2 separate regions of the Homo sapiens genome follow, and region 1 is linked to region 2. A link is a loop called in an ENCODE intact Hi-C map of the cell type or tissue named here. Cell type or tissue: K562. All regions are shown on one strand. Links, peaks and the distances in the headings refer to the core of each region. The heading gives the core; the rest is flanking DNA. Region 1 holds the start of AFG1L (AFG1 like ATPase). Region 2 overlaps AFG1L (AFG1 like ATPase).

Evidence for each region. Peaks named below come from ENCODE experiments on the same cell type or tissue, not always from the same donor. Only the 100,000 strongest peaks of a DNase experiment are listed, where the experiment ranks them.
Region 1: it touches region 2 in a loop (7-fold over the local background); 2 of 110 quality-filtered maps call a loop at or near these places.

What each region holds. Positions count from the first base shown.
Region 1 is chr6:108,286,430-108,302,865 of GRCh38, reverse strand. It overlaps AFG1L (AFG1 like ATPase), which reads right to left and starts at 7,812. Exons shown (of 13, transcript NM_145315.5): 1 at 7,648-7,812. The coding sequence starts at 7,786. It also overlaps the pseudogene RNU6-1144P. RefSeq lists enhancers at 7,471-7,960, 16,194-16,293. In K562, for the core only: a CTCF peak has its summit at 7,931; DNase peaks (open chromatin) are centred at 7,465 and 8,005; H3K4me3 peaks cover 2,313 bases.
Region 2 is chr6:108,353,681-108,370,116 of GRCh38, reverse strand. It overlaps AFG1L (AFG1 like ATPase), which reads right to left. Exons shown (of 13, transcript NM_145315.5): 4 at 14,362-14,463; 5 at 13,297-13,427; 6 at 3,785-3,884. Among named protein-coding and RNA genes, the nearest start is that of AFG1L, 67 kb to the right of the region's middle. RefSeq lists an enhancer at 4,200-4,742. In K562, for the core only: a CTCF peak has its summit at 9,408; a DNase peak (open chromatin) is centred at 8,456; H3K4me3 peaks cover 344 bases.

The sequences.
Region 1 (16,436 bases), core at 4,547-12,546, 66 kb after region 2:
TTCTCTCTACCTGATTTCTCCAGAACTTGAAAATTATTAGTGAGTATCTTAACTTACGGCAATAGTTATTTGCATAAGTGCAATAAAAATCTGTTTTCATTTGTAACAGGGCACAATTGGAGAAACTGGTTATTTTACCAAGGTTTTGACTGGAGTGGTGTGCTTTCCTTTAAGGAATCAAACTTGACTTATAGCGCCAATAAAAGCTCCTTTGGAAACTGGCCTCGTATCTTGTCTACACAGTCCGTGCCCAGGGTTCCTGACCTGTAGTAAGTAAATAAGTAAAGTACAGGCCCAGGAGCCCCAAGTTATCTCGGAACCTCAAGAGAAGAGGTATTTACTCAACTCATAGGTATTTGAGGGTACAAACCCATGGCTGGGCTCGGCTTTAAAAAAAAAAAGTCTTATCTGAGATTCCTTCTATGGAACAGAGTTCCATCAAAGTCAATTTTAAAAGCCTATGTGAAAAATAATTATTTTTCCTGCACTTTATACAAATGTCAGGCCAAGTATAACAAAGCAAATCAGTCTTACCATGATTTGTCTTTAGTAAAAATGGGAGACCGGAGAGAAAAATTATGTTTCAAGAACTGTGGTATACCTGTTATTAAATTCTAGTCTCGGGCTGGGAGCGATGGCTCACGCCTGTAATCCCAGTACTTTGGGAGGCCAAGGCGGGCAGATCACCTGCAAGAGTTCAAGACCAGCCTGGCCAACATGGTGAAACCCCGCCTCTACTAAAAATACAAAAATTAGCAGGGCATGGTGGTGGACACCTGAAATCCCAGCTACTCAGGAGGCTGAGGCAGGAGAGTCACTTGAACCCAGGAGACGGAGGTTGCAGTTAGCTGAAATCATGCCAATTGCACTCCAGCCTGGGCAACAGAACGAGATTCTGTCTCAAAAAAAAAAAAAAAAATCTAGTCTCATCTGTTGTTTTTAAGGTTTTTCTGCAATTTAGACTGGCTCTGCTTATTCTTGTAAATCAATCAGTGATCTCTGGTTGCTACTCAGAAGAAACAAGAGGGATGGGTAATGTAAAAATCTGGATCAATATTCTAATCCTGGGCACATATTGGAATCACCTAGCAACCCCACATCAGCGTGGTTCCAACAGTTGCCCCGTTCATGGAAAGCCTTCTAAGTTCATTTACTTGGGATAATTTTATTTATTTTACCTTACTGTTGTGGAATATATTGCTATTGTACTCTTCATGAAGGAATGCAGGATAAGCTTACTCAATGTTCTTTTAAACTGAACAGTTATTAATCTTCTAGATATCACCTTTTGTCAGAACTCAAGAGTTATGAATGGCCCTTGCCATACCAACGCTTTCTGACTGAGCTCCTCTCTACCCTGAATACAAGAGACCCTAATAGTTAGGCAGGAATAGCATTGCCCCTATTCAGCCTGAAGAAGTTGCAGAAGATAGATCTTTGTTTCTCTTCAACACTTATTAAGGGTTCCCTTGTAAAAGGGAGTGGGGGGAAATGTCAGAGGCATTTGAACTCGAGCAACTCCATTTTAAATAAGGGCTGGGTAAAATAAGTCTGAGACTTGGTGGGCTGCATTCCCAGGAGGCTATGGCATTATTAGTCACAGGATGAGATAGGAGGTTGGCACAAGATACAAGTCATAAAGACCTTGCTGATAAAACAACTTGCAGTAAAGAAGCCAGGCAAAACCAAGATGGCGATGAGAGTGACCCCTGGTTGGCCTTACTGCTATACTCCCACCAGCACCACAAAATCCTCCATTATCATAAAGATAATCAGTCTCAGGGATAGGCATGACATTCTTTTCTAATATAATAAATATTAACAAAAATCCAAGAAACATGAAATAAGTTCACATAAAGATATTCATCTAATTGGATAATTAAAAGTAAGTTCAGGCCGGGCGTGGTGGCTCACGCCTATAATTCCAGCATTTTGGGAGGTCAAGTCGGGCGGATCACAAGGTCAGGAGATCGAGACCATCCTGGCTAATATGGTGAAACCCCATCTCTACTAAAAATACAAAAAATTAGCCAGGCGTGATGGCGTGCGCCTGTAGTCCCAGCTGCTCAGGAGGCTGAGGCAGGAGAATCGCTTGAACCTGTGAGACGGAGGTTGCAGTGAGCCGACATCGCTCCACTGCACTCCAGCCTGGATGACAGAGTGATATTCAGTCTCAAAAAAAAAAAAAAAGTAAGTTCAAACGCTATAACCAGTGAGTATTAAGGGAAACAGACAGTAAGTCCAAAGACAAATATTTTCTTAACTAGTAATATGTACTACTAATAAATTGTACCTTGGCAAGTAACATGTAAAAGAGAAACAAAATATGTATAAATAAACAAATAAATAAAAAATAAACTATACCAATTCATATATAGGAGGGTTAGTTCTACTCACATTAATACCTAATCAGGGGATGGGTCTGGTGGCTCACACCTGTAATCCCTGCACTTTGGGGGTCCAAGTTGGGCAGATCACCTGAGGTCAGGAGTTCCAGACTAGCCTGGCCAACATGGCGAAACCCTGTCTCTACTAAAAATACAAAAAAATTAGCTGGGCAGTGGTGGCACATGCCTGTAGTCTCAGCTACTTAGGAAGCTGAGACAGGAGAATCGCTTGAACCCAGGAGGCAGAGGTTGCAGTGAGCCAAGATTGCACCATTGCATTCCAGCCTGGGCGACAAGAGCAAAACTCCACCTCAAAAAAAAAAAACCCTAATAGGGAATAAACTCCTATGTATGTATACTAAAGAGATTGTGGAGTTAAATATGAATCATCATTTAATAGAGGCACCTAAAAATATAATATTGTTATATTGTCAGCATAATAAAAAGAAATCATAAGATGTGATCCTCATATTACCTTGCTTCTATGAAATACATTTAATTTCTAAGGCTAGCTTAAAGAAAATGGAATTTCAGATATGCTAATTTTTAGGTTTTAGAAAACCTATAAACATTTCCCTCCCTGGCTTCTCTCCTAGTCTCCTAAGACCACTCTATGAGGCCCCCTTCTTCTGCTCACAAAATGTCAAGTTTCCTCAAGCACTAGCCCTCAGCTTTTGCTTTTTCTTTTCTTTTCTCTTCTATTTTTAGAGACAGGGTCTCATTATGCTGCCCAGGCTTGTCTCAAACTCCTGGCCGCAAGCAATCCTCCTGCTTTGGCCTCATGAGTAGCTGGGATTTCAGGCACAAGCCACAGGCTCTTTTCACCCTACACATATATTCCCAGGCTCATTCTTCTATTCTCATGGCTCCCAATACCTCATATTTTCTTTCTTAGTCTCAGATCCCCAAGTGTCCTACAACTAACTAGACTTATTTACCTGGAACTATAATAAATGCCTCAAATTTAACAAGCCCCATATTGAATATCCCTCTAAAATCCTTTGGCCCTATCATTTAGTTTCATTTTTGTTTTGTTTCTTTTGATTACATTGCCCAAACTCAGAAACCTCAATTGCTTTTTTATTGTTTTACTTTTTACTTATTATGTCATTATTTCACCTGCAATAGGAAACCTAAATTTACCTTCACTCCTCCCTTTCCTTGTCTCTTCCAAGTATGTCCAAGTATGTTAATTTATTTTTTTTTTTTTTCTTTTTTGAGATGGAGTCTTGCTCTGTCCCCCAGGCTGGAGCGCAGTGGTGTGATCTTGGCTCACTGCAACCTCCGCCGCCTGGGTTCAAGCGATTCTCCTGCCTCAGCCTCCCAAGTAGCTGGGATTACAGGCATGCACCACCACGCCCAGCTAATTTTTGTATTTTTAGTAGAGACGAGGTTTCACCATGTTGGCCAGGCTGGTCTCAAACTCCTGACCTCAGGTGATCCGCCAGCCTCAGCCTCCCAAAGTGCTGGGATTACAGGCATGAGCCACTGTGCCTGGCCAAGTATGTTAATTCTATCAAAGAAGTGTCTCTGAATTCCCTCCCTCAGCTGCCCTGCTCTCCTTCACCACAGCAGTAATTCAGCCCCTAAACCACTCCCTAACACTCTATCTACTTCAGCTTCCTCCTAAATAATCACCCAGCTTCCAGTATTCTCCCATCCAGGCATTTCTGGTTTGTTTTTCAGGTGGCCACAAGAGAAATCATGCTAAAATAGATCTGATCACTTCTATTCCTGAGAAACTTCCACTAGTGTCCCACTGAGCTTAGACATCTTAACATACTGTAAGAGACTCTTCTCAACCACATCAGCCCACCTTTACAGCTTCATCTCTAACTGCTCTCTCAGAGACCATAAACCAATAAGGGCCATGTACAGCTCACATCCACACTTTTGCTAAAAATAAAAAATCTGGCCAGCCACAGTGGCTCACACCTGTAATACCAACACTTTGGGAGGCCAAGATGGGTGGATCACCTGAGGTCAGGAGTTCAAGACCAGCCTGACCAACATGTTGAAACCCCCTCTCTACTAAAAATACGAAAATTAGTTGGGTGTGGTGGCGGGCGCCTGTAATTCCAGCTACTCAGGAGGCTGAGGCAGGAAAATCGCTTGAACCCAGGAGGCAGAGGTTGCAATGAGCAGAGATCACACCATTGCACTACAGCCTGGGTGACAGAGCGAGACTCTGTCTCAAAAAAAAAAAAAAAAAAAAAAATTCTTCCCCTCTCCAAGCAGAGCTGCTTCCTCCTCTGCAGTCTTATAACACTTCAAACAGGCTTAGATCATGGTACAATATGTTATTAATGTTCACTGTTACATTAAAAAGCTAGTACAAATAGCAGTTAAGTTTGTGACTCTGAAGCAAAAACACCTGGGTTTAAAATCCAAGTTGGGTGACCATCCTTGTTTATTCATCTATAAAATAAAGACAATAATTTTTATAGAGTTTTATGAAGATTAAATTATGAAACAGAAACTGCAAGCAAAGTGCCTAGAACACAGAAGGGGCTCATCAAATGCTGGCTACCATAATTCCATATGCCTCTCAAGACTATGGGCTATTCAAGGGCTAGAACTCAGGTTCATTCACTTTTCCTTTTTTTTTTTTTTTTTTTTTGAGACAGGTTCTCACTCTGTCACCCAGCCTGCAGTGCAGTGACGCCATCTCTCTCAGCTCACTGCAGCCTCGACTTCCTGGGCTCAAGTGATCCTCCCACCTCAGCCTCCCAAGTAGCTGGGACTACAGGCGTGCACCACCACACCCGGCTAAGTTTTGTATTTTTTATAGAGAGGGGGTTTTGCCATGTTGCCCAGGCTGGTCTCAAACTCCTGAGCTCAAGTGATCCTACTCCCTCAGGCTTCCAAAGTGCCAGGATTACAGGTGTGAGCCACCACACCCAGCCACATTACACTGTACTAAATAGTAGACTTCAAAAGATGAAAAATGAAGGTAAAATAGAAATGTACCCCCCCAAAAAAACAGGAAAGGGATAGAAAATCGATTTGTAAATCAGACTCTGAATACTGAACAAAATTTCAACTAAAATTTTCCTTTTATTTAAAGATGGGGGCAGGGCACCATGGCTCACGCCTGTAATCCCAGCATTTTGGGGGGCCGAGGCTCCGGATCACCTGAGGTCAGGAGTTTGAGACCAGCCTGCCCAACATGGTGAAACCCCATCTCTACTAAAAATACAAAAACTAGCCAGGCGTGGTGGTGGGTGCCTGTGATCTCAGCTACTAGGGAGGCTGAGGCAGGGAGAATTGCTTGAATCCAGGAGGTGGAGGTTGCAGTGAGCCGAGATTGTACCATTGCACTCCAGTCTGGGAGACAGAGCAAGGCTCTATCTCAAAAAAATAAATAAATAAACAAAATAAAAATAAAGAGGGGAAGGGAGCGTCCTTAGATACAATTAAATGGACCTCTAACCTAACTGCATTTTCATCAAATCTTCACACCCAGAATTGGCTAAATTTTGTGTATTGGAGAAAGTGTGAGTATAGATTAATAGCACAGCCTTCACTTGAATCCAGTTCTGACACTTACTAGCCATATAACTTCAGCAACCTTGGATTCATGATCTCCAAAATGAGGATAATGAGGAATAATAAGATAATGTATGTAGAAAGTACTTAGTATATTGTATGACACAGAATAAGCATTCAGTGAATTTTATATGTTATAATGATGCTCCTTAAATCTTTAATGTTCATAAATCATGGTATATACATAGAATGGAATACTATTTTTAAAACTTAAAACACGAGGCAGTTCTATTCATATGAAATTGATATGGTATTGATATGGAATGATCTCCAAGCTACTAAATTTAAAAAGAAATTAACAATTAACAGAATTAACTGCTGTATACACAAAACAATGTGTACAGCATGTTACTACTTCTATTTTTTTAATACCATTATCTATATATGTATATGCTTATACATACACAGAATATATCTGGAAGAATACATAAGAAACTAGTATCACAGATTGCCTCTGAGGAGAAAAACTAAGCAGCTAAGGGATAGGGATAGAAAAAAGCCTTACATTTTGCCATATTCTTTCTTGCACCTGTTGAAATTTATAGCATTTGCTTTTATTGACTACCAAAAATGAAAAATAAAATTTATATTATAATCCACAGCTTACACTACCAGAATATTCCATTATATCTTTATTTATTTATTTACTTTTAACGACTACTCCAGCAGATCAGGGCTACCCCCAGGCAGTGTGTGGAGCCTATTCCATTATACTAAATGCATTATGCTAATCTTTGCAGAAAGACGTAAGGTGACCTAATCAAAGTTCTAGTATTAATTTCAACTGCATTGATGATAAGGGTCAAAGATTGTCATATTTTTAGCTAAATTAATAAATAATCTATTAAGGTATATACCTTATTAAGGTCTATCAATCTATTAAGGTATATTACAGGGGTTGCTTGGATTTGAGAAAAAGGAAAACGAGTATGTGGATGAGGGAGACAAGGAGAATAATTTCATTCATTCATTCACTCAAAAATCATATTTGCACGTCAAGTACCAATCATTGCGCTAAGTGCTTAGGAAACAATGACACAATGTCCTTGCCTTTGAAAATCGTGCAGTTTAGTGCGAATACATGAATAGAGCAGTAAAACTGGCACTCTTGGTTACTCAGAATATACATTCATTCATTCATTCATGAACATATAACTGAATGAAGGAAGCCAGGGAGAAAGAAAGCCCGGTGACAAAATAATTCCACTGAAGCCCCTAGTGACTTGAAAAGAACACCAAGAATCGATCCCTCAATCTGAGAATGTGTGTGGACCTTCCTTCCTAGAATCACGAGAGACATCAGGGCCTGCAGAGGTCCCAGGCGCGGCTCTTCCTCCAGTGCCCGTCAGTCACCAGCCCCGAGAGCTTGGAAAACGCAGAGGGTAGGGGTCCCCAGGCCCCAACCCCACACCTGCATCTCTTCAAGCCAGGCACTCCCACTAGGTTCAGCTCTCTAAACGTCCCGGAAGGAACAAACTCTGAGTCAACCTCTGACCCTCAAAATGAAAGTCACTCAGGGTCATTTCCCTCAGTGCTCAGGGCTCATTCACAGACAGTATAAAAGGTCAAGAGAAATGGAAACTCCTCTCGAGGAGCCCTCAGCTTCGTGAAAGCAGGAGACACCTGGGGTAGATCGGACAGGGAGGGTAATCCCAGAGGCTTCTCCAGTCATATGCAGTCGGCTCGGACTACTCATGGCACAGTCACTGACCTTTCCAAAAGGGCTTCCCAGGGGCGGTGGCCAGAGGAGCGAGAGCGGCGGCCCAGGCCCCGCACCCAACACATCTCCCTCTCAGCGGGCTCTGTGCTAAGGGGCGCAGGGTAACCAAGAGCGACCAGGAGGCCGCCATCTTGAACTCCGTACGAGGAGAGGAAGAGGAAAACTTTATTGGAACCCAGAAGAGAGACGGTGGCAAAGTCAAACCCCGCCGTGCACGCTGAAGGCTCCACCCGAGAGAACCAAGGGATCAGTTAGGGAACGTGACCTCCAGTAGCCACATGGGCGGGCTGCACTCCCGTGCCCTCCCGTCCTTCCGGACGCTGCCAGCCGGGACTACGACTCCCAGCATGCAGTGGGGTGGGGCGGGGTGGAACGGAACAGGCAGCTCCAGTCTGGGCAGTGGGAGGGAGGGCGATTCTCCGCCCGGCGCTGGCGGCCGGCCGAGGAACCCGAAGTTTTCAAGGAATTGGGAAGTGATTATGACGGGTAGGCAGGTAACCACTCTTGAGCCTTTTAAGTTAGCTCACATGACCGAGATTCCGAAACCTGAATAAAATGGAGGTGACCCAATGGGCCCTCGGGTTTTAACGGAAGAGTGGTGTCACTTCGTCACACCTCCCTAAATGGTAGGCCCATTTTTTATTTTATCTCCAGCGTCCAACTCATCTTTGACGAGTACCTGAAATGTGCGCCTACCGCTTTCCCTTTTCGTATTTGAATAATATAAATGGTACGCACTCAAATGTTTTGAAAGATTGTATAAGTGGCATGGGAAAGCCAAGGGCCTAAGAAGGACTGTCGGTGGACGGAGAAGTCATGGGACAGTGTATCCGAAGGGTAACTTCTCATTGATCTGCCCTAATTTGATTAAACAATAAATGCTTTGACATACTATAATAAGCGAATTAGGAGTACAAATTGCTGTCCAGAAGAGGCTGGCAATCCAGTAAGCGAGATGAATTCCAGAAAAGATAATACAGGCCGGGCTAGGTGGCTCATGCCTGGGAGGCCCAGGCAGGAGAATCGCTTGAGCCCGGGAGTTTGAGACCAGTCTGGGCAACATAGCGAGATCCTGTCTCTGCAAAAAATACAAAACTGGGCATGGTGGCCTGTGCCCTGTAGTCCTAGTTACTAGGGAGGCCGAGGTGGGGGTTGCGTCCAGGAGGTGGAGGCTGTAGTGAGCTGGGATTGTGCCACTGCACTCCTGCCTGGGAGACAGAGTGAGTCCCTGTCTCAAAAAAACAAAAAAAAAACAAAAAAAAAAAAAAAAAGAGAAGGCCCGGCGCGGTGGCTCACGCCTGTAATCCTAGCACTTTAGGAGGCTGAGGCAGGCGTATCACCTGAGGTCAGGAGTTCAAGACCAGCCTAGCCAACATGGTGAAACCCTGTCTCTACTAAAATACAAAAATTAGCCGGCATGATGGCAGGTGCCTATAATCCCAGCTACTTGGGAGGCGGAGGCAGGGAGAATCGCTTGAATCCGGGAGAGGGTGGCTGCAGTGAGTCGAGATCGTGCCACTGCACTCCAGCCTGGGCAGCTGAGCGAGACTCTGTCTCAAAAAAAGAAAAGAGAAGAGGAGGGGAGGGGAAGGGGGAGTGAAGGGGAGGGGAAGGGGGAGTGAAGGGGAGGGGAAGGGGGAAGGGGGAGGGAACAAAATACAAAGACTTTTAGAATAAATTTTTTTAAAAATAAAGATAATTCAGTGTTGTGGAATCAATGAGAGAGCAGTTTGGCTGGTAAATCAAAAAGGCCTTCTAAAAACTCAACTTTTGTTTTTTTGTTTTTTGTTTTTTTTTTTTTAAGAGAAGTGGCCTCACTATGTTGCCCAGGCCCAAGTGCTGTGGCTATTCACAGACTCCATCATTGTGCATAGTAGCCTTGAACACCTGAACTTACATGATCCTCCTGCTTCAGCCTCCCCAGTAGCTGGGACTACAGGTGCCAACCACCATCCCAAGCTTTAAAGCTTTTTTTTTTTTAATTTTTAAAAACATGGACTACTTCACGAATTTGTGTGTCATCCTTGCGCAGAGATCATGCTAAAAGATAATTCAGTGTTGTGGAATCAATGAGAGAGCAGTTTGGCTGGTAAATCAAAAAGGCCTTCTAAAAACTCAACTTTTGTTTTTTTGTTTTTTGTTTTTTTTTTTTTTAAGAGAAGTGGCCTCACTATGTTGCCCAGGCCCAAGTGCTGTGGCTATTCACAGACTCCATCATTGTGCATAGTAGCCTTGAACACCTGAACTTACATGATCCTCCTGCTTCAGCCTCCCCAGTAGCTGGGACTACAGGTGCCAACCACCATCCCAAGCTTTAAAGCTTTTTTTTTTTTAATTTTTAAAAACATGGACTACTTCACGAATTTGTGTGTCATCCTTGCGCAGAGATCATGCTAATCTCTGTATCGTTCCAATTTTAATATATGTGCTGCCAAAGCAAGCACTACAAGCTTAACTTTTAAGAGATAAAGACCTTCCAAGAACAGGGAATACAGTGAAGTCAGGCAGGCAAGAAAGTCTGGAGTATAGGAAGGAGAAACTTCAGTTGTGTGAAAACAAATGAAAAGACTACACTAAGAAGAACTCTAGGAAGTCAGACAGTTGGTCCACACTAGAAGAGGGATTCCAAAGAAACAAGAAAGAGAAAGTGTAGCACGGTATAATAATTTAGAGACGTCTCTACCAACTTGGTCAAATCATTCATGGAAAAAATTATTTTGATTGTATCTGTCAAAATAAGCCAATTTACACGTACTATTTATCTTCTCTCTGTAATTCCACTGCCTGACATGACAAACTGTTCTTCCATACTATGGTGATTTTTTTTTTATTTTGTTGCTAATTTTTGGTGTGACACTTTGTGAAAGACCTTTTGAAAAATCTGATTGTTTCTCCCTTGACTTGCATATGTATTTATCACACTCAAAAGACTCTCAGAGAGTATTTAGATTTCATTATGTTTGCTCCGAAAAATCACTTGCCTTGGCCAATGAAATTATCCTTTATTAGAAATTCCAACAGCTTAATAATTATGGAGGTGATATAAGCACTCATGGATAATTTGATGCCAAAGAAGACCTACAGGAAATTTTCACATGGTTGTGCAAGTAGAAACTTAGGAAATTAACTTTATTTTGTACAAATGTAAGCTAATTTAGAGGGAAATAACTTAGATTAACTTAATAACTTAGATTGTAATTGATGTATTCAATTATATTATAATTGATGTAGTCAAGAGAATGACCAGAAGACTAAGTAGCCATTGTAAACCATTTTATTAAAACATTAATCCTGCTGTTCCTGCAATTCCTAAAACAAATTAAACAAAATAATTAGCCTGAAAAAATTTTTTAACATTGTCAGGAAAACTATTTGAAATAAGTCATAAAATTACAAGGTATTTTCTTGTCCTTATTTAAAAAATCTTCCTAGAGAAAATGGCAAGTAGCTCTGGCATCTAATATTAAGCATAAAACCAAACTAAAATAGTCTAGAGAAGGACAAATACAATGAAAGAAATGAGGAAATAAGAAAGAAAGTGGTCAATAGAAAACATACTGAGTCAGGAGTTATATTTCAGCTCTGATTTTGTCACTAATTCAAGCTCTCTCTGTTTTTCTTCTTTTTCTTTTTTTTTTTTTTTTGAGACAGGGTCTTTCTCTGCCACCCAGGCTGGAGTGCAGTGGTGGGATCTCGGCTCACTGCAACCTTGACCTCTCTGGCTTAAGAGGGCAATCCTCCCACCTCAGTGTCCCGAGTAGCTAGGACCACAGGCATGTGCCACCATGCCCGGCTAAAATTTTTACATTTTTTGTAGAGACAGGTTCTCCCCATATTCCCCAGGCCCCTCAAGTGTTCCTCCCGCCTCAGCCTCCCAGTATACTGAGGATATAGGCTTGAGTCACCACGCCCAGCCTGTTTTTCTTATCTATAAAATTAGGGTGGTTTCTATGTTGGCTACCTCACAGGTTTTGTGAGAATTAAATGAGATAATATATACAGTATACACAAACTGTTAATCAGAAATTATTGTAAATAGAAATTGAGAAGAATAATATCCAAGCCTAAAATAAGGAACAGGACCAGCACCATGGCTCATGCCTATAATTCCAGCACTTTGGGAGGCCAAGGTGGGAGCATCACTTGAGGCCAGCCAGCCTGAGAAACATAGCGAGACCCCATCTCTATCGATTGATTGATTGATTGATTGATTGAGACAGGGTTTCACTCTGTCACCCAGGCTGGAGTACAGTGGCATGATCTCGGCTCACTGCAGCCTCTGCCTTCCAGGCTCAGGTGATCCTCCTACCCCAGCCTCCCTAGTAGCTGGGACTATAGGTGCACGCCATCATGCCCAGCTATTTGTTTTGGTATTATTAGAGAGGATTTTGCCATGTTGCCCAGGGTGGTCTCAAAACTCCTGGGCTCAAGCAATCCACCTGCCTTGGCTTCCCAAGGTGCTGGGATTACAGGTATGAGCCACCTTGCCTGGCCAACATTTTTTTAAATAAAATAAAATAAGGGTATGCCTAGGACAACACAGATTCATGATATCCAAGAATCGTAGAAATAAGGAATGCACTCTAAGGTTGAAAACAGTGGAAAAAAATTTTTTTGAGTCAGGGTCTCACTCTTGCCCAGGCTGGAGTGCGGTGGCATGATCTCAGCTCACTGCAACCTCTGCCTCCTGGGCTCAAAAAATCCTCCCACCTCAGCCTCCTGAGTAGCTGAAACTGCAGGCATGCCCCATGCACTCACCTAATTTTTTGTAGGGATGGGCTTTCACCATGTTGCCCAGGCTAGTCTCAAACTCCTGGACTCAAGCAATCAGCCTGCTTCAACCTCCCAAAGTCCTGGGATTACAGGTGTGAGCCACTGTGCCCAGCAGAAATTTTTAAGTAGAAGAAAGTGCTACAGAACATCAAGTAGCAAATTCACGAAACTCATTAAAGGCAAAAGAAAAATATTTTTCAAGTAGGATCTAAATAAATGAGATGGTAATTCATAATAAATATGGGTGATTGGGATTTTCCATTTCCAGGTTCATGAGGTTGCCATTTTAGAGGATGCCATTGAGCCATTGACAGAGACAGACTGCAGATGGAATAGGCCATTGGCATGAAGCAGCCAAGATACCATTTCACCATTTCCTCATACTCTTTCTTTTTTCTTTTTTTTTTTTTTGAGACAAGAGTCCCACTCTGTCGCCCAGGCTGGAGTGCAGTGGTGCGATCTCAGCTCACTGCAAGCTCTGCCTCCTGGGTTCATGCCATTCTCCTGCCTCAGCCTCCAGAGTAGCTGGGACTACAGGCACCTGCCACCAAGCCTGGCTAATTTTTTGTGTTTTTAGTAGAGACAGGGTTTCACCGTGTTAGCCAGGATGGTCTCGATCTCCTGACCTTGTGATCCTCCTGCCTCAGCCTCCCAAAGTGCTGGGATTACAGGCGTGAGCCAGCGCACCCGGCCTTCCTCAATACTCTTGTTCCTCTTCTTGTAGCCACCTCCCTAGGGAGGAAAGGACCTAGTAATTGATTCCCACTTCCACCACTTCGTCTGTAGCCTTCTTCATCTCAGTAGATGGCAACACTGGCCTTCCAGTAGGTCAAACCATTTATCACAGGAATCATCCTCTGCTTTCACCATTCACTCTCACCTTACACCCAGTCCTTCAGTGAATTTTGTTGGCTTCATCTTCAAAATTATCCAGAATTCCATCATGTTTCACTGCCAGTACTGCTACCACCAACTCTGATCCAAGTCACTATCATCTCCTTCCTGGATTATTGCAGTTGCCTTGTCACTGGTCTCCTTGCTTTCACTCTCTACCCCTACAGTTTGTTCTCCACACAGGGGAATTGTCTGTGCAAAAATTATAACTGTGAGAAAATTATGACAGTGAAAGATCTGACCGACTTGATCTTGCTTCTAACCTCCAAGCTGTCCTTGTTCATTTCTGGGTATAGGCTGAACTAACTTTGGGAGGAATTTAGTTTATAGTTTAACTTTGAAGGATGATAGCCCTTTTCCAAAACAAACCCTTTTCTTGCCTGGGGACCAGACTGCCTTTGTAGGACTAACAGATTAGCTACAAGATTAGAAATTATGGTTTAGGAGTCATGCAGCTAGAGGCCACAAGATCTAAACCTCCCCAATTGCTCCTAGGGATAACATCACCTGTAAAACCTAAGATTGATGCTGGAGATATTTTTCAGACCCTGATGGATTAGCTGGTGCCACCCAGATCAATCAACTGGCTCATCTAGTCTTGTGGTCCCCACCCAGGAACTGACTCAGCACAAGAGGACAGCTTTGACTCCCTTTGATTTCATTTCCAGCCTGATCAATCAGCACTCCTGACTCCCTGGCCCCCTGTCCACCAAATTATCCTTAACCCCAGTCTCTGAATTTTCAGGGAGACTGATTTGAGTGATAGTAAATCAATCAGCACTCCTGACTCCCTGGCCCCCTATCTACCAAATTATCCTTAACCCTAGTCTCTGAATTTTCAGGGGACTGATTTGAGTAGTAATAAAACTCTGGTCTCCTGTTCAACTGGCTCTGCATGAATTAAACTCTTTCTCTAATGGCAATTCCCCTGTCTTGATAAATCGACTCTATCTGGGCAGCGGACAAAATGAAACCATTGGGCGGTTACAAGAGCCATATATAATTTCTAAAATTCTAAGTTGCATCATTACTTTCCTGTGTTTAATACCTACTAGTGGCTTACCCTGCCACTCGGTTATCAAAACAGCCTATGAGGTCTCATGATGAGGGTACCAACTACCTCTTTGATCTCATCTCAGACCATTCTCCCGTCCCATCTCTGTCCATGCACGTTGGCTTTCTTGCTATTCCTGGAACTCACCAAGCCAGCTTCTCACTCCTGAAGCTTCTGCATGTCCTGTTCCTTCTGCCTGGGATGCTCTGCTCCAAAATATCTACTTGGCTCACTTCCTCTTGTCTTTACTTCCTTATGACACCTTCTTAGTTAAGGCCTTTCCTAACTACTATCTATATGAAATTACAATCTTGCCCAGCACTCCTTTTCTTTCTTCCCAGCTTTATTTTCTCCACAACAGTTACTACCATCTAGCATAATATGTACTTTACTAATTTATTAGCTTATTACCTGCTCTTACTACTCTTCCTAGAATCTAAGCTCCCTATGGCAGGGATTTATGTCTGTTTTGTTCACTGCCATGTCGCCAGGGCCTATAGTAGTACCTAGGTTATAAGGAACTCAAATGTTTGTTAAATGACTAAATGAGTAGTCTTAATACAAAATTTATTTTCTATCTGCAAAAAGAAAAGATTACTTTACCTTCTTCATGAAATAAGTGATGCTTCTAAGATTTTGAGCCCATTTTAATTTTTTAAGTAAATTTTATTGTATATGTTTGAGGTTTGCAAAATGATGTTATAGGATACATATAATTGTAAAATGGTTACTATGGTGAAGCAAATTAACATCTGTCATCTCACAGTTATTTTTCTGTGACAAGAGCTGCTAAAATCTACTTATTTAGCAAAAAATCTCAAATACTGTGTAATTTTATTAACTATAGACTGCTTACAGATCTGCTACTTTGTATCCTTTGAATTACATCACCTCATTTCCTCCCCTGAACCTCCAACCTCACCCCAGTAACCACCGTTTTATTCTCTATCTCTGTATGTTTGAACTTTTTAAAATTTTAAGCTGAGTGCAGTGGCTCCTGCCTATAATCCCAGGACTTTGGAAGGGTGAGGCAGGAGGATACCTTGAGCCCAAGAGTTCGAGGCTGCAGTGAGCTATGATCATACCACTGCACCCTAGCCTGGATGACGGAGCAAGATCCCATCTCAAAAATAAAATAAAACAATTAAGGCCAGGCCGGTGGCTCATACCTGTAATCCCAACACTTTGGGAGGTCGAGACAGCTGGATCGCTTGAGCCCAGGAGTTTGAGACCAACCAAGGCAACATAAGGAGACCCCCACCTCCACAAAAAATACAAAAATACAAAAACTAGCCAAAAAAGAAAAAAGAAAACTAAAATAGATTCCACACATAAGTGAGACCATTCAATATTTTTATTTCTATGTCTGGCTGATTTCACTTAGCATAACGTCCTCCAGGTCCATCCTACAAATAGCAGGATTTCCTCCTTTTTTAATGCTAAATAATACTCCAGGCTGGGTGCGGTGGCTCACGCTTGTAATCCCAGCACTCTGGGAGGCCGAAGTCGGCAGATCACCTGAGGTCAGAAGTTCGAGACCACCTGGCTAACATGGTGAAACCCCATCTCTACTAAAAATACAAACTTAGCCGGGCACAGTGGCACATGCCTGTAATCCCAGCTACTCGGGAGGCTGCGGCTCGAGAATCGCTTGAACCCGGGAGGCGGAGGCTACAGTGAGCTGAGATCGCACCATTGCACTCCAGCCTGGGCAATCAGAGTGAAATTCCTTCTCAAAAAAATAAAATAATACTCCAGTGTGTGTGTGTGTGTGTGTGTGTGTGTGTGTGCACGCACGTGCTACATTTTCTTTATTCATTCAACTGTCTATGGACACAGGTTGTCTCCACATCTTGGCTATTGTGACTAATGCTGCAAAGAACATGGGAGTGCAGATATCTTTACGAGGAGGTGGTTTCATCTCCTTTGAGTATACACCCAGAAGGGAGATTCCCAGTTTATATGATAGTTCTGTGGTTTTGAGGGGGTTTTTTTCTTTTTCTTTTTCTTTCTTTTTTTTTGAGACAGGGTCTCACTTTGTCGCCCAGGCTGGAGTGCA
Region 2 (16,436 bases), core at 5,426-13,425:
TTCTCCCCCTCACTCTCCACTCTAGCCCCACTGGCTACCTCAAATGGGTCATTTCTCCAGCCACTCAGCTTTGCCTCAACCCTCTGCCAGCTCTTGTAGCAGTCTAAGAAGTTGGTTCTATTTTAAAAGATAGATAGATAGATAGATAGATAGATAGATAGATAGATAGCCAGCCAGCCAGCCAGCCAGCCAGCCAGATCAATCTGGGGCTGGGTGCAGTAGCTCACGCCTGTAATCCTAGCACTTTGGGAGGCCGAGGCAGGTGTATCACCTGAGGTCAGGAGTTCAAGACCAGCCTGGCCAACATGGTGAAACCCTGTCTCTACTAAAAATACCAAAAATTAGCTGGGCATGGTGGTGGGTGCCTGTAATCCCAGCTACTTGGGAGACTGGGGCAGGAGAACTGCTTGAACCCAGGAGGCAGAGGTTGCAGTTAACCAAGATCGCGCACTGCACCCCAGTCTGGGCGACAGAGCAAGGATCCGTCTCCAAAAAAAAAAAATTGTGACCTAAAAAAAGTTGAACGCATTTTGATGGCTGGAAAAGAGGACACTCTTCTTTATTTTCTTCTCCCCCTCCCACCTTTTTTTAATACAGTACTTTGAGCTGCTGTTTTAAGAAAAGGACGTTCTTTCTCTAGGACAGGATAGACAGAGATCAGTGATGACCATAAGGCAAAAAGATAGAAAACAATGTGTAAAAAGAGTCACAAAACCTAAGTTCTAGTCTTTGTTCTGTCATTCACTATCCATGTCATTTGTTTTTAATTTACTTATAATATGTAACTTTTTTGGCCTACGGTTCTATGAGTTTTTAGCACATGTAACCACCACTACAATCTGGATGCAGCAGTTGCATCCTGAGCCTGCCCCTTTGTAGTCAAACACCTCCTCACCCTGGACCTTGGCAATCACTGCTTCATTCTTCGTCTTACAGTTTTACCTCTTCCTGATATGCTTAGTCTCTCTGAGTCTTTTTCTCCACAAATAAAATTATACACACACACACGCACACATATACATGTCATCTTCATTACTTTAAAATATTAAGTTATTTATGATGATTGTCTGCTGTGGCTAAAAAACCTGGTCTGTGACAAGCATCCCATTCCTTCCACTGTTTATATTTAGAAAAGGCTTTCTCTAAGTTTGTCCAATTTTTGCAATTCCGCATCTTGAACTTACAGTCTTCTCCAGAAGGGTGGCTCCAGCTCAGATTTCTGCAGGCTACCCTGACACACCGGTAGCTTTGTTCACTCCTACAAAGCTAGGAGCTGCAAAACATTCCTTAATCCCTCCTGGTGGCTGTCCTTCCTCAGTTAGTTAACCACACTGCCATAGTCTGAGCAGCCTAATTATCCTTTCAGCAGTCTTTGCTAAAGGGCTTCCAAAATTGTTCTAGCTCTTTGCTATTTACGAGCATAGCTTGTCACTGAATGTCTAAAGGTAATACTGATGCCACTGTCAAATCAACACATCAGCTGTAGTAGAGACAAGTTTCACTTCCACCTAGATAGAAGATCTAATATTAAAAAGCTCACTCCCTTGGCTCATAGGGTGGCTAACACTAGTTAATCACAAGAATGCTGTATATAACATTATATGGATTTTAATAAGTACATCTGCAAAATCACTCATAATTCTTTTGTAGTACAATGGATGAGGTATGACTATAATTGTTTGAATAACTGGATCCAAAAGGTGTTGATTAGTTAATTGATGTCTTCCTAAGATAAGGCCTCCAGTGGTATGCAACAAGTAACTTAATTTAGTCCTATCTGATTTACACATTTTAATTAAGGAATGGCTAAAGACATAGAAATATGATTATCAAATGTATAAATGTCATAGTAGGGATAGCCAAAAAAAAATTATATTAGAATCATACTTCAAAAATACTTCAAACATACTCCATTTGCAAAACAAAAATAAATAAATAAAAACAAAAAACAAAAATAAAAATAAAAAATACTTCAATAAAAATCAATAAAATGGAACAACATAAGACTAATAAGCTGAAATGTAATAGAAGAAAAAGAAATCCACTACACAAACATAGAATGAGAGAGACCTAGTTTCACAGCAGGCTACATAGTAAGATCTGGGTCTGTTAGCAATTTAAAATTCAATATACACCATCAATGTGGCATAGCTTACTTTAAAAAAAAAGTTCCCACTATGGCATTACTCTTTTCAGACTCACTAATGAATTCCATGTTACTAATTGCAATGGTTAATTCTCAACCTCATTTTCAGCTTGTAGCAGCACTTAACAGAAGTAATCATCAATTCTTTTTGTACTACTTTTCTTTTCCTCACTTGACACTCTCCTGGTTCTCCTCCTACCTCACCAGCTGCTCTTTCCTGCCTCCTTGAGGACTGATAACTTCCAAATGTATATCTCCAGCCCAGACTTTTCCAATGAAGTCCAAACTCTTATATGTATCCCCCTTGTCACCACAGAAACCCCTACCTCCACCTCCCTAACCAAATCTGCTTTTTCTGTAGTCTTCCCCATCTCAGTAAACAGCAACTTTATCCTTCCAATTGCTCAGGCCAAAACCTTTGAGTTACTCTTGATCCCTCTCTCTTTTTTCATACTCTAGCTCCATTCCATCAGTAAATCCTGCTGACTCTGCCTATATAGTACATCCAGAACCTGCCCTCTTCTCACCACTTTACTGCTCCATCACCTCCCCTCCCCTTGGGATTGCTGCAGTAGTCTCCTAAAAGGTCTCCTTACTTCTAACCCTGAAACCCCATACCCACACTCTATTCTCAACACTGCAGCCAGAGAGATCTTTTTAAAACATGCAATCATCCAATGTTCATTCTAAGACTATTTACTGAGAACCATCTATGTGTAAGACACTGTTATAGGTGCTGAGAACACATCTGAGAACAGGAGAGATAAAAATCACTGCCCTCATGAAGCTTTTGTATCCTGGAAGGGAACAGACAATAAACTATAAATATAATAAATAAGTAAATTATATGGTAGGTCCATAGTGCTATGGGTAAAAGAGAGAGCAGGGTAAAGGGAAGCAGCACCAAGAAGAAAGGGATGTGTTGCAGGTTCAAACAGGGAGACAAGTCTAGGCTTCACTGGCAATGTAACTTCTGAGCAAAGACAAAGGAGGTGAGGGCTTAGCCATGCAGATATCTGGAGAAACAGCACTCCAGGCAGAAAGATGTTCCCATTAAGTCTCTCATGAAATATTTGTGGTTTCTTAGACCTTTAACTGAGCACGTGATGGGCTGAAAGATGCAAGATTTTAAAGTTGTTGTTTTTAATCTAAATATTACTTGTATTTTAATTTTTAAGTACTTTCCTAATAAGCCACAAGTGCTTTTTTAGAAATGATAATTTAAGTGAAGTATTAGAAACTATTCATGCAAGCAAGTTTTCGGTCTTTTTCTAAAATTTAATTATGAGTTTCGTCTTTCATTTGGTTGAGTTTCTTTTATGGGCCATAAAAAGCAGTCCAAAAGGCCTGCATTTTTTGCTAAGCACATATGACATATCTAATATTTAGGGAAAAAAAAAAACAAAAAAACAGCAAGTGCACCAAACATGGGAATCAACTGGATTTAGCTTGCTAAGGATACAAAACTTTTCAAATGCAAATACCAACTGATTTTTCAGATTAAGCCAGTTATAAAACTAATAATAAGCAAAGTCATCAGATTTATTAACACAATACATTTAGTTCAAAATTATGGATTTTTAAAAGCTTGTTAGTTTCCACCTAATTGGATGAGACTAGCACAATGTTTGTTTTTACCTTCCGGTGGCCTGTTGGATGTTGCCACAACGACGACCCCGTTTTTGAACAGATTTTCAAAAAGCTGTTTCAGAATCATGGCATCAGCAATGTCAGTGACCTATTGACAACAACACATTTGTTTTATTTTAATTTCACTTCTGCTGTAACAAATTTGCTAGTGGATCATCTTTTTTTTTAAGATGGAAGTAAATTCCAAGAGAAAAATTCTAATTATCATCATGAAGAAAAGAGTAGATAATTAAAAGCATGAAACACTGTATAGCAGTCTTTTAAACTTGACTCTTCTTTTTTGCAAGCCTATCATTTCTACACAAATTACCAAATGGTTCTATGATAACTTCTTTTATAGAACTACAGGTGGAAAGCATAGATAATTGTCCTAAACATTTAGGAAGTCTAATTAATTAGAACTAACATGACCAACACCCTCCTCCTCTTCCCACCCGCTTCCCACACCCCCTCAAAAAAGAGAGATGAAAAAATAATAATAATAAAATACACAGGCTGTTTGAGATTTCTAATACCTTTCTGGCAAAGGTCCCTGGAAAGGTGACTTTAAATGGTCATGGGCCTTTAGAAATAAGGACAAGTAGCCAGTGAGACATAATCAGCTGCTGTTGAAAATAGAATGATATGACATAGATACTATTGTGCAATTGTTGCACAAAACAATTCAACAGATGGCCCATCACAAAAATAAGCAATTTCATTGTTCTTTTTAAGTGCCTTCTATTACTGTCCATGAATAATCAAAAGGCACTGCAGTCACTTCCAGCACAGCCAGCCTCTGCTAACCTTCACAAACACAAATATTCCTTCTACCAAAAAAAAAAAAAACAAAAAAAACCACCTTTCAAGAATGGCTAATATAGTCCCTTAAAAAAATAACTTGTGACAATACAAGAAATGCATAATACAGATGAAACTATTCCATCCAAGTTAGGTTTATTGATCTTTTCTAAAATTATTTTTTAAATTCACAATTACGAAGTAAGCTTAATGATGTAACTTTTTCTAAAGGCTTTTAAAATTCACAAAGACAACAATTAAGAAGGGAAAGAAGTTGACTCCAAAAATAAATGTGTAATGAAGATTGACATCAATCATTGCAACTTCCCCTAAGTATATAATAACATGGACTTTAGATACTCCCAATGTAAAAATGTTTTGATCTTTCTTTGATAGCACATTTCAAATAATCTCAGTACAACTTGCTTTACATATATCCACAAGATATAGTACATTGTTATTTTTAAACCCCATTAGAGGACATAAAAATTGGTGAATTCTTTCAATTAAATCAAAATACTAAAAGTTACAAACCGAATGGTTATAATGCAATTAACAATAACCTGGGTTGCACAGGTCTAAATCACTTTTCTTTTTACAGCTAATATCTTCTTTCCCACCTGAAAACAACAAAACCATGAAATAGAGATGTACTTTTTTTTTTTTTTTTTTTTTGGCTGTCTCAGGTTATAACTAAAAAACTGCTAAAGATTCCTTACATTAAAAAGACTTCAGGAACTTCAAAATGGTGATTAAATGAAAAGGAAAGTGGTGCTGATATTATTTAATTTGGAGTTTAGGATCACTGTCAAATTTGGCTTCCGCAAAAACACTGACAGAGAAAGTCCTTTTCAAATGCTTGAACACCAGTGGCATTTCTGATGAGAGGACAGAACGAGCTTGCACATTTTAATAGCAACTGCACTTTTAAATTACATTGCCAATACACTGACTTTTTAAAAGAACAGTATCAATGAAAGTTTACCCGATTTTAGAGAATAAAAATGGTCATTTGACTGTATGATTAATGTCTTTGAAAAAAATGTAAAATAGCTTTTGTGCCCTAAGGTTTAGAAAACTGAAGGGACATTTAGCTTGTAACATAATGCAAAGGTTTAAACTGAAAGTTGAAGAAAGCAAACAGTAAAGGCTTGTAGTTGAGTTATAATTTGCTGTTTTTATATTTCAGAATGTTTTTGCCCTATCAGAGTAAATTAGCTTGGAGAAGCTATGACTAATTAATAAAGCAGGAGTCACTTGCTGTAGCCGGGTGCCAATGTATACTCTTTTGATCTTGTCCCCGCACTTGTTCGGCCTTGCCGGGGAACGGTAATTTTACAGTATAAGTGAACAGAAGACAATTGGCCACACATTCTTGGAGAGCTGGCTTTTTCAGTACCCAGCATTTCATTACCACCACGAACAAAAGAGAAGGCTACAGATTACCAATAAGGGTAGTCTGCTAATACAGAGAGTGGAGACATTTCATTAGCATTAAAGAGAAAAGATTTTTTTATAACCTAGAGTTGCTTTCCATTATGACTCACTTAAGTAAAAAAGAAAAAAAATCTAATGGTTAATTTACATGTGTGAGTGCTTGAGTCTCAGTCATCCACTGATTGGTACAGTGCCATATAATGAGTGACAAACATAAGCATGCATTATCAGTAATTAGGATTAGCACAAAAATAAGCACCTATTTTTTATTAGCAGTTTTTAATAGCTTTCTTCCTGCTTCATAAAAATGGTTAAACCTATTTTTTAAATGATATTGATAGCTGATAGAGGAGAATTTTGCATGATCTTCTGCTCATCAGAATTCTTTTTTTTTTTTCTGGACCCATATTAGTAAAACATCTATTTAGTGTCCCTCTCAGAAGAGATATGAAGAAATAACATTTTTAAAAATCAGTTTTCCTCACTAATCTGATGTCTTCAGAATCATAAACAGTTTAACATGTAACATAAATATTCCAAGAGGACATAATGAAGATCCTAAGGAAAACTCTGAAGATAAGCTATTATTTATTTCACCAACCAAAACACATGTTAAAAACAAAAAACAAACAAAAAAAAACTATCCAAACACATTTCTCAACCAAGGTAAGAATCGTGTATCTAACACCTCAGGTAAAACTGAAATGCGCCTACTTGAGTGTAGAGGGTGGGAGGAGGGGGAAGAGCAGAAAAAAGAACTATTGGCTACTAGACTTAGTACCTGGGTGACGAAATAATCAGTACAGCAAACTCTTGTGACACATGTTTACCTATATAACAAACCTGCACACACACCCCTGAAACTAAAAGTTAAAAAAAGCTGAAATTCTACACTTAGTAAGGAAGACCAAACTAATGAAGAGCATTCTGCAAGTGTAATCTGAATGCTTACCAAAACATAATCTTTAAAATTCCTTAAATTCAAGAGCACAAAAAAGGAGTATATCCATGTTTTTAAGCAGCAATAATTACCATTCGTCTCCCTAGTAAAATAAATATTATATTAATTAACACTACCTAAAGGCCAATAATAACTAGCTAAAAATCAAGGCTACTAATACGATTCCATTTTAAAAGTGAAGTGGTGATTGTAGATATACTGTCACTAAGAATAAAGTGCCTTAAAAACTCTTTTTTAATAAATCAGCAAGTATTGTACTAGGCTTAATAGGCTTAAGGATAATTTTTAGGTTCCATCACTAAAACATCTACCAAAACCCCACCCAGCTCTAGAATTGTATATTTAAACACATAATACAAGACTTTATATACTAAGGAAAATGTATAGCATAGCTGTTACTGGTAAACAAGAGCATTAGTGCTGGACTTAAACTGTTAGTTACCAGTTGTGTGACCTTGGTCAAGTTACTGAACCTCTCTGACCCTCAATTTCCTCATCAATGCAACGAAAGCAGTAATAATACTTACCTTGCAATATTGTTATGAGACATAAAGTAAACTCTCAAGAAATGAGAGACCATTAACTTTGACTATTACCTATGTATGGTATATATGCTAGTATTAATATAATTCTGTATTATTAATGTATAGCTACATAGAATTTTAGCTGTAGCTAGAATTATATTTAGCATTATACAGTTATTAAGAACACAGGCACATAGAAAAACACTCAATAAACAGTAACTAATATTATAGAACATATATAATAGATGGAATATAAGCATTCTAATAAATAAATGGGCAATACCTCAAATAGTTCATAAAAGATGGATTTAACAAGCATGTAAACAAACATGAAAAAAAATCAACCATATTATTTCCTAAAGGAATACAAATTAAAACAAGACACCATTTTTTATGTATTCAATTAGACAAAAATGTTCAGATAATTCAGAATGATGACAGGAAAAAATGTGGGTTGAAGTTATAATATACCTTGGGTTCTGTAAATGCTGATTTTGCTTGAGAAATGCTATTATATGTAAGGGGAGTGGGACTTAATATGGGAACCACTTCCACAGTTTTCATTTGGTATTAGATTCATTCATTCATTCATTTATTTATTCACTACTTATTCATTCATTCTCAGACACTGTCCTAGAAACCTGAGACATCAATTAATAAAGATTCATGCCTTCAAGTTTACATTCTGGGAATACAGATAAACAATAAACACAATAAATAAGTAAATTACATATAATATGTTAAAAGGTGATATATGATATGGGAAAAAAGGTGGGTAAGGGGCACCAGAAGTGTGGGGGTCAACGGTAAGCTGCAATTTCAAATAGGGTGTTAAGATGGGCCTTGTTAAGGAGGTAATTGAGCAAAGATATGATGAAATGAGGGAGTTCCTCTTAGGAATATGTTAGGGTGTGAGGGAAACCACACAGCAACGGTTGCTGCCTAGGCATTAAAAGTAGAACCCAATGGCTCAAGCCTGTGGCCAGAGATAAGAGCTTAGAGGCATAGCTCTTGCTTACAAGATGGGGCTCCTCACTTTTCCTGCTGCTTCCTTTACTTTAAATGAACCATTCAGGCTTTTGCTCACAAACATAGTTACCCCGTCCTATTCCTACATATATATAAAGTACACACATACACGCATGCTGCTAGTTGCCATACTCTCTCTCTCTGCCTGACTCTTCATTACTGCTTCCTGTGACCAGAGACGAAAGACTGGCCTTCTGACTCATTGCTCCCTCCCTGCCCAGCATCTGTAAATAATCAATCTTTGAACTTATTTTCTATTGTAGTGGTGTATTGATTTGCACCTTCCATCTGAAGAACCAGGGTCTGCGCCAGGCCAGGATTTTTCTGGGATGCCAGGAAGAACACAAGATCAGGCTCCCAGTGCCAGAGCAATGGTCAGACAGGCATAAACTGGACATAGGTCAGAGAAGAGCCACAAAGGCATATGCCAGTATAAACAAGTTTCCTGTGTGAGGGACCCCCTGGTCATGGGTCAGACAACCAGGCATTAGGCCATCCTCCAGGTGAAAGAAGTACCCTGTGAAAGGCATGCTGTAAACACCTATGTCCAGCTCCCTGCATTTCCTGTTAGGGCAGGGTTGCCAGCCGCTCTGGTGCTGGAACCCCAATTTAGCTGGGGGCTCTCAGAACAGAGGGACCACTCTGTGCAGAAAGAATCCCCAGTGCAAAGGCTCTGCTTGTTCATTATACATTGTGTGGATGGTGGGGATCAGAGTGCTGGTGCAGCAACATTTTGGAGTATATTTCAACCTCTTGAGTTTTAGGGAAGGGGGATAAGTAGAGATTTGGACTTGTGATCATCTAATTTTGGTGTATTGGAGAAACTTCTTTAAGACCTGTAGAAGACAGTTCAGGATACTGAAACTAGCAGAGATCACTTCTTCCCTTAGGGGGCACACTCTTGCCCTTATATTTTCACTTTCTCTGGCTCTGCTAACACTGGGTATATGCAGATATCAGCCTTTTCTTGCGTGCAGCAGTAATCTCCAAGATTCAAGTTGGAATTGTAAAGGAAATAAAAGAGCAAGACTATTAACATTTTTGCATTCTAGGACATTCAGGCCAAACTTGCTCAGGGGAATAGGGTCTCCCATGTTGTCAACTCTAACATACAAGAATGCTATATTATGCAATAATTGGGAACAGAAAAAAAATGCTACACTAAAATTTGGGATCAAATGAAAGCAATCAATTTGGTATTGTCTTGTTTTGTCATCTCTGTGCATGTTTTCTTCAGAGCCCTGCAAGAAATAAGTAGTTGGTATAATACCCAACTACTAACTGCGGTTCCTTAATCTATGAAGAAAATAGTATTGGGAACAGTAGGAAGCAATGAGTGAGGCTGAACCTGTAGGAGACAAGGTCAGAGAGGAAGCAGAAGGGTTTGAGCAAGGAAAATGACACTACCTTATATAACAGAATATTTCCCCGTTAGAGTACAAGCCCTTTTAAGTTGGGTTTTCTGTTTCCTGTGGCCAAAAGCATTCCTAGCAGATACCTCATCTTTCTCTTCCTGGGCTTTAGCTCACCGATTAATTCTTCCACTGGAGGTAAGAGATTTCATATTAAGGAAAGTGACATTTCCTCACAGTACTTCTTACCAATGTTTATGCTATCTTTTACAGATCATAGGGAAATACGTCTTCACATAGCAGATGGGAGCAAAATATGACTTGAATAGTTCTATTCTCATCAAGACTGTTTGTAAGAAATAGGCACTGGAGATCCAGCTGAAGAAAAGAGATTTACTTGAAACTCCAGGATGGGGACAATACTGATGGCACCTTATGGGAACTGGAGCTCCATTACTTTCTATATTTCTTTGTTTCTGTTTCATTACTAAGAAGAGCTTCCCTCTGTGCCATTTAGTTGAAATTCAATAGAGAGGGTCTACGACTGGCCCATTCGCCAAGCCACACCATACAAGTCCAAGGCTGCTGAGGAGATTGTGGATTAGCTACTTATAGATCAGCTGTCCAGGCATGGTCCATTTAGCTATGGGACAGATAGGGCCCTGTCCTGTGATACGGAATAAGGGCCTTCAAGGCATCCTTGAGATGAATAAGTCAATGAATGAATAAATATCAAAGCAATCTGGACAGGGCAGGCAATAACAGGGATCTCTATCACATCTGCTTTCTCTCCATCAGCAAGCAGCATTTTATAAGAGCCTGTCTCCCCTGGATCTCCCTTACACTCAACATGTAATCTGAAAAATCCTTTCTGTGGCCTGCATTTCTTTGCAAGACTCAGTTCATTTGGAACATTAGTGTTCTGACAGTTGTTTTTGTTTCCTTCTTTCTAGTTATATATCAACCTTTCGAAATCTAAACCCAATGGCGTATGTCAGTACAACCAGGCAGGTTTTTGGTAGGACTTCACTATCAAGGTGGCATTATGACTCTTGTAAGCCCTAGGAACTTTTACTTTCATAAGCCCCATCCTCAATTAAAAAAACATTACGACTATGTTGGTATAAGGACAAATATAATACAAAATAGACAGATACAGGCTGGAGTCATTATTGATATATTCATTTATGTCCACAAATTTTAAAAGAAATTATAATATTTTCTTGATCCCTAAAAGTATCATGAGCCCTAGACACTATGTCTGCTGCACCGACTGGGCAAGTTGCCCTGCTTGCTCTGTATCTTCTTCAGGATCATGTGCTTTGCACAGCCAGATTTTCATAGCATCCTAACCTTCTTAGTCTTGCCTTCCAATACGCTTATGCCATAAAAACATGCCAATCAGGCCGGGCTTGGTGGCTCACACCTGTAATCCCAGCACTTTGGGAGGCTGAGGCGGGTGGATCACCTGAGGTGAGGAGTTCGCGACCAGCCTGGCCAACGTGGTGAAACCCCGTCTCTACTAAAAATACAAAAAAATTAGCTGGGCATGGTGGCGCCCACCTGTAATCCCAGCTACTCAGGAGGCTGAGGCAGAAGAATCGCTTGACCCAGGAGGCAGAGGTTGCAGTGAGCCAAGATCACGCCATTGCATTCCAGTCTAGGCAACAAGAGTGAAACTCCATCTCAAAAAAAATAAAAATAAAAACAAAAAAGCCAATCATTTCTCTGAAAGTTTTGAAATCTACATTTTTAAAATTAAGGGTAATGATTTTTACATGATACCTAGGAAATTCTAATGCCTTTAGATTTCTCATCTCCATGTGGAGATATCAACTATTTTGCAGAATTAAATGAGATAAGGATGTAAAAACACATTGTAAACTACGGATCATTTTACAAAGGCTAGGTATTAATAAACCTCTTTAAAAATTTAACTTCAATACCTTAATCAAAATTGTAACTATGCCAGTTCAGTTTTATTTAGAGATATTTGGTTAAAAGGCTAGTAATGGAAAATCAAGAGAAATGGCCTCTATTGATTCACCACTGACTTTTGTTCTTGAAAGCAGCATAACTGTTAAGTCAGTGCTTTTTCAAACGACTCAATGAGGCCCTTCTCCTGCAAAACATTGATGTGGTTAGTATGCCTCTTCAGAGCGGCAGGAGAGCATCTGTTCTTTTCCATAAAGCCTTTACTTGGAAGACCTTTGCAGTTCCAAATACAAAGGTGAGTCCAGTCTGTCTTATTATGACTGAAGGCAGAAAGAAGCAAAGATCCCTCTTCCCCAGATGGTTTAGTGTAACAGCATTGCTGGTGAAAATTCTTTCCCCTCCATCATAAATCTAGACTATTGTTAGCTATGTGTACCAGTTGCTAAAGGAGACCAATCATGCATGCTTTGGGATAAAAGCATCTTGGCCATATCATCTTCCCACTAATCCAGATTATAAAACACAGAAGAACAGGAAATAACTCACTACCAATTTAAACGCATAATTTCAGAGAATCCTAAAACTAAGAGAAACTTTAAAAGTTCAACTAAGGCAATTCCCTCCCTTTATCACAGATACATATGTTGTGAGGCTTAAATGAGATGAATCACTTGTTCTTTATATAACACTTTTTAAAAATACTTAAACATCTTTAAAGACATTGTTTTATAATAATTACATTATCTTTGTGGTGTAGGGGAGATGTACAGTCATCGACCAAAATTTAGAGGTGGGCAGACTTTTTGTATAAAAGACTGAATAGTAAATATTTTAGGCTTTGCAAGCCATATAGGGTCTCTTTTGTACTTTCTTCTTTTTCTTCTTCTTCTTCTTTCAGCTACCTTTAAAATTACAAAAACTTGGCTGGGTGTCATGGCTCATGCCTGTAATTTCAGCACTTTGGGAGGCTGAAGCTGGAGGATCACTTGAGGCCAGGAGTTTGAAACCAGCCTGGGAAACATAATGAGACCTAATCTCTACAAAATTGTTTTTAAAAATTTGCTAGGTATGGTGCATGAGCCTATAGTTCCAGCTACTCAGCTGAGGCGGGAAGTTGAACCCAGGAGTTTGAGGTTATAATGAGCTTTGATTATGCCACTGCACTCCAGCCTGGGCCTCGGTGACAGAGCAGGACCCTGTGTCTTAAAATATGTGTGTGTGTGTGCACGTGCATGTGTGTGTGTATGTGTGTATACACTCTTCTTTTCTCACTAACCATAAAAAAACAGGAAGGTCAGATTTGCCCTGTGCAGCTGTGCAGGTTGTGATTTGCCAGCTCCTGAACTAGATAGTAAAATTGAAGCAGTAAGAGATAATGTGTCAAATCACCTTATAAACCAATGATAAAATCAGGAGCAAAATTTAAATCTTCATACCTCATTCAATATACCATTCTATATCTATGAAAAATCTCTACTTTACCTGAAATTCATCAAAACATAGGAGACATGCTTCTTCGCTGATTTCTTCGGCTATGGGAGCTATTGGGTCATATGATTTAGCCATGAATCCTGGTTTCCTTTTTGGCAAACTCTGTTTAAGGCGATGTATTCCTTAAATGCATGAAATTAAACACAGATGAAATATATTAGTACTTTTTAGACAATTATAACATATTTTTAAAATCTCTAAATGAAACTTTAGTATGGACATAAAATTAAGTTTAAACTCCATGTAAAATCAAATTTGATCATTGAAATTGTTTGCATTTTCTCTACAAAATAAGTTGGTTCAAATATTATTATGTTCTTATAGTTGTAAGGAAACTTCAAGGTCATTTCATTTCTACTCTTTAATCATTTCAGAAATGACAAGGTAATAGACAAGTGATTAGATGCATCAACACATCCACCTTAGTCCTTTATTTCAGGGATGAGAGCAGAGGATGTGATCCTGCCCAAGTAGTGCATGTTATGTCTAGCATATGCAATCGAAATGCACCCTTATCTCTAGCCTAATACACTAAGGCCAGTCCACTTCATTCATTATGTGTGTACTAAATGCTACAAGTATTAGAGGAAAAAAACACATGATTCCTGCTCTGGGGAGGTTACAGTGCAGCTGGTAAACAAATCATGCAAAAGTGAAATAACGTAAGATCACTAGCAAAGCAATAAAGCTTACATGCGTACTCAAACTGAATGCCTACATGCTAAGGTAACACAGAGTAAAGGGCCTAATCAAGAATCACTTATTTAAACAGGTGCATTTTTAACATTTTTTTATTGGCCCTTAGTAGAAACAGAAAATGCCTGAGCTTCATACAGCAATCTCTGTTCTCTGATTTGAAAGTATTAAATTGGTCTTAAGGACCAACTCTGGACACATTACTGACTGTTTCAACATAGCACAAAACAAATGGAACCAAATAAAATCTTACTGCAAGCAAAAATCTAATTTTTAAAGAGTATATGTTCATTCAATGAAGAAAACCATTTTGTAGCGTTTCCCCACTGAAAAAATCACTTCTTTCAGATCATTGCTTACTTTTGTGCACATCTAGCATGAAACCATGAAAATGAACCCGTTTTTTCCTCTTCATTTCCACATAAGCATAAAACATGTCCATCACCATTGTTTTTCCTGTACCTTAAAAATAAAAAAAATTTTAAGAATACTATTAAATAGTATGTACTGATTGCTGTAATGATTGTTCATTAGCTTTGAGATAATGAAACCATACTCTTCCGCTAGGAAGCTGAAGACTATGTCACTTCTTTAGAAGGGGGAGCTTACTTTGTATGTTAAACTAGCTAAAAATAAAATGTTAATATTACTCTTTTCTGTTAAAATCCTGTTTATAGGAAATACAACATTTAGTTAACATTACACGGGCTATTTCCCCCTGAAAACTATGTGCATAAACTGGCAAGATTTACAGTCTTCTCTTCCAAAAGACACTAGCATAAATAAAATAACTTAATTAAATATTTACTGGGTCATTACTATGCATAAGGAACTGTTTTAGGCACTATGGGAAAATTCAAAAATGAAAAATAAGAGGCTGGGCACAGTGGCTCATGCCTAAAATCCCAGCACTTTGGGAGGCCAAGATGGGAGAATTGCCTGAGCCCAAGAGTTCAAGACCAGCCTGGGAAACATAGCGAGACCCCCATCTCAAAACAAAAAAAAAAAAAAGAGAAGAAAGATGAAATATAAAGATTAGTATCTAACATAAATATTGAACATGAATCATATATGTAGATTAGAGCTAGAGAATTGTCAATTGTAACACTTCTATTTTTAAAAAGCTGAGAAAATAGATCTCTCAAAATAAAGCCTACTTGAGGAAATTCTGATACAGTCAATCCTTGTAATTAAATTATCTAATTTTCAACACTCTAAAACTTTTAATGACTACAATCGCATTAGTAGTAGAACCCTCTTATCTGAGAATTCAGTTACTCAAGGCCCACAATCAACCATAGTCTAAAAATATTAAATGGAAAACTCCAAAAATAAACAATTCATAAATATTAAATTGTGTGGCTATCCTGAGTAGCATGAAGAGGCCTCATGTCACCCCGTTCCATCCCACCCAGGACATAAATCATCCCTTTGTCTAGCATATCCACACTGTATTCACTGCCCTCTCGTTGGTCACTTAGTGGCCTTCTCTGTTAAAAACATAGTATATAGGCCAGACGTGGTGGCTCACACCTGTAATCCCAGCACTTTGGGAGGCCAAGGTGGGTGGATCACCTAAGGTCAGGAGTTTGAGACAGGCCTGGTCAACATGGCAAAACCCTGTCTCTACTAAAAGTACAAAAATTAGCTGGGCATGGTGGTGGGTGCCTGTAATCCCAACTACTCAGGAGGCTGAGGCAGAAGAATAGCTTGAACCTGGGAGGCGGAGGTTGCAGTGAGATCGTGCCACTGCACTCCAGCCTGGGCGACAAGAGAGAGACTCCATCTTAAAAAACAAAAAAACAAAAAAAAAACATAGGGTTCAGTACTATGTGAGGTTTCAGGCATCCACTGGAACTATCCTCTGTGAATAAGGGGAAACTACTGTAATTGAATATCCAACAGCCTGAGCATTTAATGCAGGTAGCATAAAATGCCTTATTCCCTCTCAGAAAGCCTAGGGCATTCGGGTCAGTGGCCCAAGCTCAGTTTGTACCTGGCATTCCTCAGTAAGCCAGGCTAGCATGTGCTAGTCCAGTCTCACATCCTCCCTGCTTCCCCATCTCCCACCACCACAAGATCACTTCCTGTCTAGTAATTCCTTTGCAATTACTAGAATCCAAAGGCACTTCAGAAAGTAGGAAGATCTAAGTCTTATCTTTTGGGTTTCCTTCAAGCCACAAGATGACACTGGGCCCATGCCATTTGAATGTCAGAGTGCTTTTGTATATGAAAAAACAATCCACCAAACATTTTTTTAATAAAGAAGTCACTTTGATGGAAAGTCATTCATTGCAAAAATATTCAGTACAGTATCTCTTGATATAGTGATTAGCAGTAGATTTTAAATAATTATATTTACCCAGAAAAGTTAATAAAGTTTCAAATTCTGCTGCATGCAGTGTAGTATACTTATAGATTCAGAATAAAGTCAT